Linked DNA regions of Homo sapiens: region 2 is linked to region 1. Evidence: chromatin loops called from intact Hi-C (ENCODE). Cell type or tissue: CD14-positive monocyte. All regions are shown on one strand. Links, peaks and the distances in the headings refer to the core of each region. The heading gives the core; the rest is flanking DNA.

What was found. A loop is a pair of places that touch in the nucleus more often than their neighbours do. Peaks named below come from ENCODE experiments on the same cell type or tissue, not always from the same donor. Only the 100,000 strongest peaks of a DNase experiment are listed, where the experiment ranks them.
Region 2: a loop joins it to region 1, with 2.8 times the contacts of the local background. A loop is called at or near these places in 4 of 110 quality-filtered maps.

The regions. Positions count from the first base shown.
Region 1 is chr17:8,912,595-8,917,966 of GRCh38, reverse strand. All of the region lies in intron 1 of PIK3R5 (phosphoinositide-3-kinase regulatory subunit 5), which reads left to right. Among named protein-coding and RNA genes, the nearest start is that of PIK3R6, 48 kb to the right of the region's middle. RefSeq lists silencers at 1,574-1,643, 2,074-2,123. In CD14-positive monocyte, for the core only: CTCF peaks have their summits at 1,928 and 2,129; DNase peaks (open chromatin) are centred at 1,406, 1,706 and 2,206; H3K4me3 peaks cover 404 bases; H3K27ac peaks cover 4,951 bases.
Region 2 is chr17:8,988,861-8,994,232 of GRCh38, reverse strand. No RefSeq gene overlaps it. Among named protein-coding and RNA genes, the nearest start is that of PIK3R5-DT, 26 kb to the right of the region's middle. RefSeq lists enhancers at 2,211-2,260, 2,371-2,440. In CD14-positive monocyte, for the core only: CTCF peaks have their summits at 2,339 and 2,540 (motif pointing left); a DNase peak (open chromatin) is centred at 2,512.

The DNA of each region.
Region 1 (5,372 bases), core at 114-5,113:
CTTTCTTTAGCTCTTATTATCTATGGTTTATTCACTTATTTGTCTAATGCTAGTGTACACATAAAGAACTTTCAGATTTCTTTCTTTTTTTTTCTTTTTTTGACATGGAGTCTTGCTGTGTCACCTAGGCTGGAGTGCAGTGGCACAATCTCAGCTCACTGCAACCTCCGCCTCCTGGGTACAAGCAATTCTTCTGTCTCAGCCACCCGAGTAGCTGGGACTACAGGCGCACACCACCACACCTGGCTAATTTTTGTATTTTTAATAGAGACAGGGTTTCACCATATTGGTCAGGCCGGTCTTGAACTCCTGAACTCAGGTGATCCACCCGCGTTGGCCTCCCAAAGTGCTGGGATTACAGGCATGAGTCACCATGCCCGGCCCCGAACTTTTAGAATTTTTAACTCACATTCATATGAGAAACATATTTAATAACTGGAAAACAGTATTTGTCTATAGTTTTTATTTTTGACTTTGACCAGTATCCAGTCAAAGTACCATTTTACAAAGTTACTGAAGTTAGTGCTTTCATTCCCTATCCCCGTCAGTGTGGTTATGTTAGTAATTGATTATACAGTTAGGTTAATTTGTTATTGCTTGTCTCCCACTTTTGGTCCCCTGCCCCCATATTCTGGTTGATTTCGATTATTTATTTAATTTTGGGTATGTAAAATATCGCCATGGTTCTAAGCGTTAAAGCTATACACACAGATAATCCTCAGAGAAGTGCTGTTCCTCCCTCATCTCCAGTTTCATTCCTTGATCCTATCCACCCTTTTCTCACCTCCACCTCCCATAGTAACTAACCAATCTCCTTAATTTCTGGTGTATCCTTCCTGTGTTGGGAAGAATTCTTTTACTTAGGTCACGGTGGAGATTCTGCCTTATGAAGGCATGAGGAAGGGACTGGGGCAGAGAAGGGAGAGTCAAGCCTCGGAAGGTAAGAAGCAGGAGAGGGAGGAGTCATCCAGGACGGAAGCAGGCTGGGTCAGCCCAGGACTGCATGGGCCTAGAATATTCCAGAACACCAGGAAAGCAGTGTGGAGAGCCAGCCAGAACCTGGAGGCCCCCTCCATATGAGATGCAGGCCCTCTAACTCCTCCTTTCATTACTATTTAGAAACCCCCAAGAGGCTCTCCTCCCTGCCCCATCGTGGGCTGCCTTGGGAAGCTGGACCCAGGCAGACCCTACACCTCCTCTGACCAGCCCTGCACCAGAGGGAAGATGAGCCCTCCACATCATGGCATCCTGTCAACATGGGAAGAAAAAGTGGAAGCAGGACTGGCTCTCTCTGTGCCCTCTGGGGTCCCACCAACCCACCCCGACTCCAGGCCTTTCTGCCCCATGCAGGGTCCCCAGCAAGGACTATGAGTCCTCTTTGCTGGCTCAGAAGAGGAACTTGGAGATGGGGGAAGGCCCTGTTGTTGGATATTTCAACACCACCTCACCACTGGCAGGGGAATTGGTGGCGGGGGCGGGGGGGCGGGGGGCGGCATTCCCGGCAGCAGCTGGAATTTTACAATGGGAGCTCCTCTCAACAAGATAGGGAGGGGGCTTGGGAGGGTGATGCCAGGGAAGCCAGGCCCTGCTTGCCCAGCTTTTGAAAAAAGGCGTCATGCTGGGAGAGCGGGTGCCACTGTCTTCCCCCCTCACCTCTGCCCCAAAGCCGTGAGGTTCTGCTGACAAGTCATAAGAAACAGCTGATGACTGACTCAGACGGAAATGAGCGTGTCAAAGGGGTGGGTGGTGAGCCCGGTGTGCTGGGTTAACCCCCAGGGCAGCTCAGCTGAGGGTCCCCTGGCTGGGTTCCCTCTCCCCATCTCTCAGGCTCCCAGGGGCTAGTGGCTCAGGCAAGTCCTGCCTCTGAGAAGAACTTGGGGCGAGCTCGAGAAAGCCTTGGAATGCCGGGGAGGCTGGCACACCAGAATTCCACCAGTGCCTGAGGATATCCTGCCCTTCCGTGGAGAAGGCTTTGATGTGTCCCTTGAGCAGGGTGGGGTTGGGGGGAAGGGGCACACCGAGGCCAGGAGATGGGAAAGTCACAGGCGGCCCCAGAATGAGAAAGAGAAGCCATGGGCAGTCAGGCATTGGGTGCGGTGTGCTAGCAGCAGTCCTATGGCACTGTGTTCTGCCCCCTTAAGGACAGGAGTGTGCAGAAGTGGTGTTGGCTGAGAACATTCATTTGCATCTTGTGTTTGCATCCATTACAGTGTGGGACACGTAATGAGTGAGCAGGATGACTCACTCCTGCTTCATGGCATAACCAGCTTGGCCATCGCAGCAGGGGCTGGGCAGAGGGGTCTTAAAACCCAGATCACACGGTTCAGGACATGCTCCAGGCTAGAGACGCCTGGGCCCCGTGAGCCACCACGGTCATCACCGGTGGAGTCCGAGAGAGTGTTGCTCGGTATCCCCTCTGGCACACACTCCTGTGAGCCTTGGCCTTTTCTCTGGAGGATGCAGGGCTGTGCGGGGCAGCTGGTGTAGATAGATGTGGTGGGGCTCACAATCCCCAGCAACTGAGAGTCTAGATTTTCTTTTTTTTTTTTTTTTGAGACAGAGTCTTGCTCTGTCACCCAGGCTGGCATGATCTTGGCTCACCGCAACCTCCACCTCCCGGGTTCAAGCCATTCTCATGCCTCAGCCTCCCGAGTAGCTGTGATTACAGGTGTGCACCACCACACCCAGCTAATTTTTTGTATTTTTAGTAGAGACAGGGTTTCCCCATGTTGGCCAGGCTGGTCTCAAACTCCTGACCTCAGGTGATCCACCCGCCTCAGCCTCCCAAATTGCTGGGATTACAGACATGCCTAGCCTACCTCTTAAAGCAAAATCAAGTCTTCACTTGTTGAAGTAGAAACATGAATTGGTTTTAATTTTCTTCCAGTAACTGCCTCCGACTGTGCTGAGGGGCAATGTATTCTAGTGGTTGAAACCCCAGACCCCCTGGGTTTATACCCTGGCTTTGCCATCTCCTAGCTGTGTGACTTTAGGCAAGCTGTTTAACCTCTCTGTGCCACCAATTTCCCATCTTTAACCTGCCCCATCCAGCTTCCTACAAAATTGGTCCAGCCTTCAGCCTCCTTCTGATAGGTTTCCCTCATGCTGCTGGCAGCCCTCTAGAAAAGTAACAACAAACCGGCTCAGGCCCCACGTTTGTTCCACCCCTCACCCCAATCTGGAGCTGCTGACTTGTCCAACAGTGGGTCTGCAAGATGCCCCCTCTGCCCCTTGTCTCAGCCCTGCCATGGCTCACAGGCAGCACCGGAGCAGGCGAGCGAGTTTGCCGGCTGAGTAGATAGTGACCCGAGGAACAAAGGGCAGCATCCTCAGCTTTGGGCATCCCAGTCTGTGTCAGGACTTCTCTGAAAGCCCTCTGCCCTCAGCTTTGCGGAGAGAAGGAAGGATCTTCCAGATGGGCTGACAACCCTTTTTCTCTTCCCAATCTTATGACAGGGATTGGCGGGTCACTGTGCTGGTTCTGGACTGACACCTCCCAGCAAGCCCACCAGAGTGGCTGCGCCCACGTCCTTGACAATACTCCGTGGCTCTTAGAACTTTAGAATGCAGAGGATTTAGCAACTTTTGTCCCTAGAATTGGGTCTCAGCCACAATTTGAAAATAAAAAGTCCTCCCTGATCCCCTTGTCTGTTTATACCAGTGTCAACTCTCTCCCAGCTGCCTCGAACAAGTCCCTTATCCTTCCTGGACCTCAGCCTCCCCTTCTGTAAAATGAGGGACTTGCTGGGGAGGCCTCTGAGCTCCCTCCAAGAACCTGCTCTGGGGGTAACCTGGGAGAAATCAGCCTGTGAGAACAAAGGGTCGCTGTCACATCTGGGCCAGCTGTTCATGCCCCAGGCTCATCCATGTGAAGGTGTCTGGTGTTCTACCTCCTCCAGCAGGTGCCGTTAGCCCTGAGCTGGAATAGGACCCACCTCCAGAGGGTCTTGTGGTCGGGCTGCCATGGGAGGCAGAAAGATGAGGCCTCATCACAGGTGTCAGTCCCCACAGATGCTCATCCATGCCAGGTGCCAGCACAATCCCAGGTCAGGGAGGGGTCTGCCCGGTCTGGCTCAGGGTCAGTGGACTCACGACCTGAGCTACCTGTGGAGGTGTTAAACAGAAGATCCAAAGGCAACTGTAAAAGTCACATGGAAGGGCCTCAGGATGTCTTTGGGCATCCAGGTGCTGCTAATGGACACACCCAAGGTCTTGAGTCACCAATGAAAGGTTTTCTTCTTTTTGTTTTCTTTTTGAGATGGAATCTCGCTCTGTCACCCAGGCTGGGGTGCAGCGGTGTGATCTCGACTTACTGCAACCTCCGCCTCCCGGGTTCAAGCGAGTCTCCTGCCTCAGCCTCCCGGGTAACTGGGATTACAGGTGCCTGCCACCACGCCTGGCTAATGTTTTAAAATATTTTTTAGTAGAGATGGGGTTTCAAGATGTTGGCCAGGCTGGATTCGAAATCCTGACCTCAAGTGATCCGCCCACCTTGGCCTCCCAAAGTGCTGGGATTACGGGCATGAGCCACCGCACCCAGCCACCCGTGAAAAGTTTTCTGAACTCAGCTCTTCACCTCCACAGCCAGAAGGCATGGGACCTAATGGGTTAGTCTTTGTCCTGGGCCAGCCCGGCGCCCTGGCATATACTCCTGGGTCCAGGTTCTCAGCAAGCTAATTCCTGCACCCAGACTGTGGCATGGGCTGGCTCCCCTTTCTCCAATACTCTTCCCCCTCATTTGCCCTGGCTTCCTCATCCAGCTTAAATGTCCCTTCTTCAGAGAGGCCTCCCTGACCCCCCAACACCCTGGAGGGGGGTCCCCACTTGTCCCACTCCCAGCACCATCCTTTACAGCATGTTTCACTTCTTGGAATCACGTCTTTGTTTGCTCCATTGCTCAGTGTCTGTGTCTCCCACCAAGGAGCACAGCTGCTTGGTTCACTGCTGTCTCCTCTAGTCTCCTCTAGTGCCTGGCACATGGCAGACAGTCAGTGAACCCGTGATGGAACCAAGGTGCGTGTGCCGCTTCCTGCGTGCCCACTGCTGCACTGTCCGGCTTTGGAATGCATAGCCTACCACAGACACTGTGAAAGGATGCTGGAGAGCTCACAAAGGGCTTAGTTTTCACTTGGCGAGTGGTGCCTCCCAGGCTGGGGAGGCAGGAGGATTTGCCTGTGTGGGGCCTCCGTAAGCTGAATACTCTAGCCGCGCAGCTGAACCCAGGTTAGGATTTTATCCCTCTTTGTATGTCATCTGCATGGCTCAGCTCTGAGCTCTGTGCTTCCTCTTCTGGCTTCCAGAGCTGAACTGCAGCTTTCTCAGCATCCCTCTATGGCCTGGCCTGACTGGCCAGTGAAGGGGTCTGCCCGGAA
Region 2 (5,372 bases), core at 324-5,323, 76 kb before region 1:
AAGATCTCGGCTCACTGCAACCTCCACCTCCTGGGTTCAAGCAATTCTCCTGCCTCAGCCTTCCGAATGGCTGGGGTTACAGGCACCCACCACCACACGTGGCTAATTTTTTTGTATTTTTAGTGGAAACGGGGTTTCATCATGTTGGCCAAGCTGGTCTCAAACTCCTGACCTCAGGTGATCCACCCACCTCAGCCTCCCAAAGTGCTGGGATTACAGGCATGAGCTGCTGCACCCAGCCAACACAACCTATATTTTAAAACAAAGGGATCCTTGGATGTTTAGCTGAGGCTCAGGGAGGGGAAGCCCAGAAGTGGAATTAAACCCCAGGTCTCCAGGCTCTTGCCCTGATGCATGTTTTACTATGCTTCCCAGGAAGGTCATGAGGGAGGGACAGGGACAAGTTTGGGGTGAAAAGGAATAAACCTTGTTTTTTGAGACAGGGTTTCACTCTATCACTCAGGCTGGAATACAGTGGCTCAATCACAGCTCTCTGCGTCCTCCCCTTCCTGGACTCAGGCCATCCTCCCACCTCAGCCTTCCAAGTAGCTGGGCTAAATGTGTGTGCCACCACACCTGGCTTTTTTTTTTTTTTTTTTTGTAGCAATGAGGTCTTGCTATGTTGCCAAGGCTGGGAAATCAGACTCTTTCTTTAAAAAGGGAAAAAGAATCTGATTTGTAGGAGCAAACAGAGTCATGATGGGAGAAAGAAAGTGGAGTTGGTGTTTGGGTAAGTGGAGGCAAGGAGAGAAAGAATTTTATTCATTTTATCAATTTCATACCAATTATTAATAATAGCAAAATCTTACTTGGTACTTACTATGGGCCGGGTACTCTTCTAGGTGCTTTCTGTGTAGCATGTCATTTAACCCAAATAACAACCCTATAAGGTCAGGGCTATTATCTCCACTTGGGAGACGAGGAAACTGAGGCATGGATTCTAAATGACTCACCTAAAGTTAAACGGAACCTAAGTAAGTGGCAGGGTTGGGTTTTCTTTTCTTTGAGACAGAGTCTTGCTCTGTCACCCAGGCTGGAGTGCAGTGGCATGATCTCTGCTCACTGCAACCTCCGTCTCCTGGGTTCAAGCAATTCTCCTGCCTCAGCCTCCCGAGTAGCTGGGACTACCAGCTCATGCCACCACGCCTAGTTAATTTTTGTACTTTTTTTAGTAGGGATGGGATTTCAACATGTTGGCTGGGATGGTCTCAATCTCCTGACCTCGTGATCAAGGTCTCCCAAAGTGCCAGGATTACAGGTGTGAGCCACTGTGCCTGGTCGGGTCTGTCTGTCTTTCTCTTTTCTTTCTTTTGTTTCTCTTTCTTTCTTTCTTTCTTTCTTTCTTTCTTTCTTTCTTTCATTCTTTCTTTCTTTCATTCTTTCTTTCTCTTTCTTTCTTCTTTCTTTCTTTTCTTTTCTTTCTTTCTTTCTTTTTTCTTCCTCCTTTCCTTTCCTTTTTTTTTTGAGACGGAGTCTCACTCTGTCACCCAGGCTGGAGCTCACTGCAACCTCCACCTTCTGGGTTCAAGCAATTCTCCTGCCTCAGCCTCCCCAGTAGCTGAGATTACAAGCATGCGCCACCATGCCTGGCAAATTTTTGTATTTTTAGTAGAGATGGGGTTTCACCATGTTGGCCAGGCTGGTCTCAAACTCCTGGCCTCACGCAATCCACCCCACTGGACCTCCCAAAGTGCTGGGATTACAGGTGTGAGCCACCACGCCCGGCCTCAGGGGTGGGTTTTCTGATTCAAGTTGTCTGGAGTCTCCTTTGTCACTCTGTCACACTGCCCCTCGAGTGGTTTCAAAGCTGGCTCTCCTACCAGTGCAAGCACAAGGTGGGAATAGCAGACTCTTGCTGTTTTGCCTACAGAGGATGATGTAGCAATATCATCAAACTCTGCCCAGAAAGAAAGTTATTTCCACTCTCATCCTGAGAGGAATCAGGCAAGACATCTGTGAACGCTCGGCAGCTCTGACTACCACGGTGTCTCAGCCCAAGATTCAGGTAACTTGCAGACCATTATCCAATTCTGCTGGGCCCCCAATTATGGAGGGGAGAAAGGCTGGTGGCCCTCCTCAGGTTTCATCAGGACCTGCCTGGCTGCCCACCAACCACAGAAGGAAGCCGGGCAGGGCCTGAGGAGTCTGCTCAGAACCAGAGCCTGCAGTGTCTTGTGGGTTCTTGCTGGCCCCGATGGCCTAGAGTCAGGACTGTGGTTACTGCAAGGACCTAGGCTCAGGTGCTGTGAGTGGTACCCACTGGGCCGTACACCCCTCTGAGTGCTGGTGGTCAGAGGATTCACTGAGGAGGCCTCTGCATGAGTTATAGATGGTCACACCAAGAGTTGCACCTCCACTGTCAACAGGATGTGCTTGTGAGGGTTTGGAGGTGGCTGGGAGGCCAGGAGGAGATGTTCCAGGGCTGTGAGTTCTGAAGCCCGCCAGAGAAAAGGGCAAAGAGACTCAAGGAGTTCACCCTCTCTCCTCTGGAGGAGCAAACGCCTCTTCCTAAAATACCAGCACCCCCTAGTGGCAGTCGGTGTCCATTTACACCTCAGGGTTCTTAACCCGGAGTCCCTGAACTTTGAGAGGAAAAAGATATGCATCTAATTTTTCACTCATCTTCAACTGAAATTTAGCATTTCCATGAATAATCAATGTAGGCAACACATCACAGTAGTGTCAACAAACAGTACTTGTGATTTTGTCACCAATAAATTTACAGGTATTTTTTACATCACATTACAGCAGTTGGAGGTAACTCAAAATGTCATTTGCATCTGTCGCTATTTGGAAATTATGCCAGTTATTAGTTCCGCCACGAGATCGTGTTATTTAATGCATTAATAAAGAAGCACATTTATTACTAGATTTCCAATTTGATTTATTTATGTTAAAGCTGTAATATAATTGTTACGGTATAATTGGTTTCCTTTATAATCCTGCTTATTTTGTTTTACAGATTTAAAACATTAATCTGGCCGGGTGCGGTGGCTCACGCCTGTAATCCCAGCACTTTGGGAGGCCGAAGTGGGCGGATCACGAGGTCAGGAGGTCGAGACCATCCTGACTAACATGGTGAAACCCTGTCTCTACTAAAAATACAAAAAATTAGCCGGGGGTGGTGGCGGGCGCCTGTAGTCCCAGCTACTCGGGAGGCTGAGGCAGGAGAATGGCCTGAACCCGGGAGGCGGAGCTTGCAGTGAGCTGAGATCCCGCCACTGCACTCCAGCCTGAGCAAACAAAACAAAACAAAAAAAATAAAACATTATCCTGAAATGAGGTCCATGGGCTTTACTGGGCTGCCAAAGGGGTCCATGACTTAAAAATGGTGAAAGACCCTGCCTCAGAAGGAGCAGGTTTAATCAAATCTTCTTCTGCCACCAAGGCAGGCTCTGCAGTTGTGGGATTCAGAACAGCCCAGAACCAAGGAAAGTTGGGCTGGGGATGGGTGACAACGACAATGTTTTACCTTAGACTGATTATCTGTTGACCCAGTGGTTTGAATTGAGAGGCATCCTTATTCAGAACCCCTAAATCCTGCTGATGTTGGTGCACTGGGGAGGCAGCGGGACTTCTCCCAACGGGCAACAAATGTTGTCAGTGAGTTTGCCTTTTGAAAAAAATGGTAAAATACTATGGTGAGCCAGGGTGGAGTCTACTAGAACTAGGCAGTATCACCTTCAGGAAACAAAATGGTTTCTAGGTCAAAGAGGCGTATAACATTGTGTATGTTGATATAAAGAAAAAAGATGCCTACTTTTTTTTTTTTTTTTTTTTTTTTTTTTGAGATGGAGTCTCGCTCTGTCACCCAGGCTGGAGTGCAGTGGTGAAATCTTGGCTCACCGCAACTTCAGTCTCCTGGGTTCAAGCGATTCTCCTGCCTCAGCCTCCCCAGTAGCTGGAACTATAGGCTCGTGCCACCATGCCCAGCTAATTTTTTGTATTTTTAGTGGAGACGGGGCTTCACCGTGTCAGCCAGGCTGGTCTCCATCTCCTGACCTCATGATCCGCCTGCCTCAGCTTCCCAAAGTGCTGGGATTACAGGCGTGAGCCACCGCGTCTGGCCAAAAGATGCCTACTTTTAAAGAACATTAAAAATTCTTTTTACTGTAGACTGCAAATACATTTAGAAAGGGCACATAGCATGCATGTATGGTTTAATAAATAATTATAAAATTTGGAATGACCACCAGGAAATAAAATGCCACTCCCTCTCCCAACAAGCCTGCCATGGACTTCTCCCTGATCATAATGCTACCCCTTTCCAAGAGACTGCCACTCTCTGAACTTCTGTGGTTTCAACTTGTAGATTACTAATGAGATTGTGCATCTTTTTATAAGTTGATTGGCTATGAATTTTTTTTCTGTGAAATGCAAGTTTATGTCTTTTGCCTATTTTCTACTCAGATGTTTTCTTTAACTTATTGATTTATAAGAGTATCTTATCTATTTGGGGTGTTAAATGTCAGTTATATGTGTTGGAAACATATTCTCCAAGTTTAGGGTTTGTGGTTTTTTTGTGTGTGTGTGTTTTTTTTTTGAGATGGAGTCTTGGTCTGTTGCCCAGGCTGGAGTGCAGTGGCGTGATCTCGGCTCACTGCAAGCTCCACCTCCCGGGTTCACGCCATTCTCCTGCCTCAGCCTCCCGAGTAGCTGGGACTATAGGCGCCCACCACCACGCCTGGCTAATTTTTTTGTATTTTTAGTAGAGACAGGGTTTCACCGTGTTAGCCAGGATGGTCTTGATCTCCTGACCTCGTGATCCGCCCGCCTCGGCCTCCCAAGGTGCTGGGATTACAGGCGTGAGCCACCGTGCCCGGCCCTATGGGGTTTGTGTTTTTACATTTTGTTGTCGTTGGTGTTGTTGCCCAGGCTGGAGTGCAATGGCATGATCTTGGCTCACTGTAACCTCCGCCTCCCGAGTTCAAGTGATTCTCCTACCTCAGCCTCCCAAGTAGCTGGGATTACAGGCATGTACCACCATGCCCGGGTAACTTTGCATTTTTAGTAGAGAAAAGGTTTCTCCATGTTGGTCAGGCTGGTCTTGAACTCCTGACCTCAGGTGATCTGCCCACCTCAGCCTCCCAAAGTGCTGGGATTACCAGCGTGAGCCACCGCACCCGGCCTTTTCATCTGTATTTTCTTTTCAATGTTTTAAAGTTTTGTTTTTCACATTTAAGTATTTAATCCATCTGAGGAACTTCTGCTTTAAAGTAGAATGCAAGAAACTAGTGATAAGTTTCTGTTGTAACAGCTTGAAACACTAGATAAATTATAATAATTGTATTAGTCTGTTCTCACACTGCTAATAAAGACATAACTGAGACTGGGTAATTTATAAAGGAAAGAGGTTTAATGGACTCACAGTT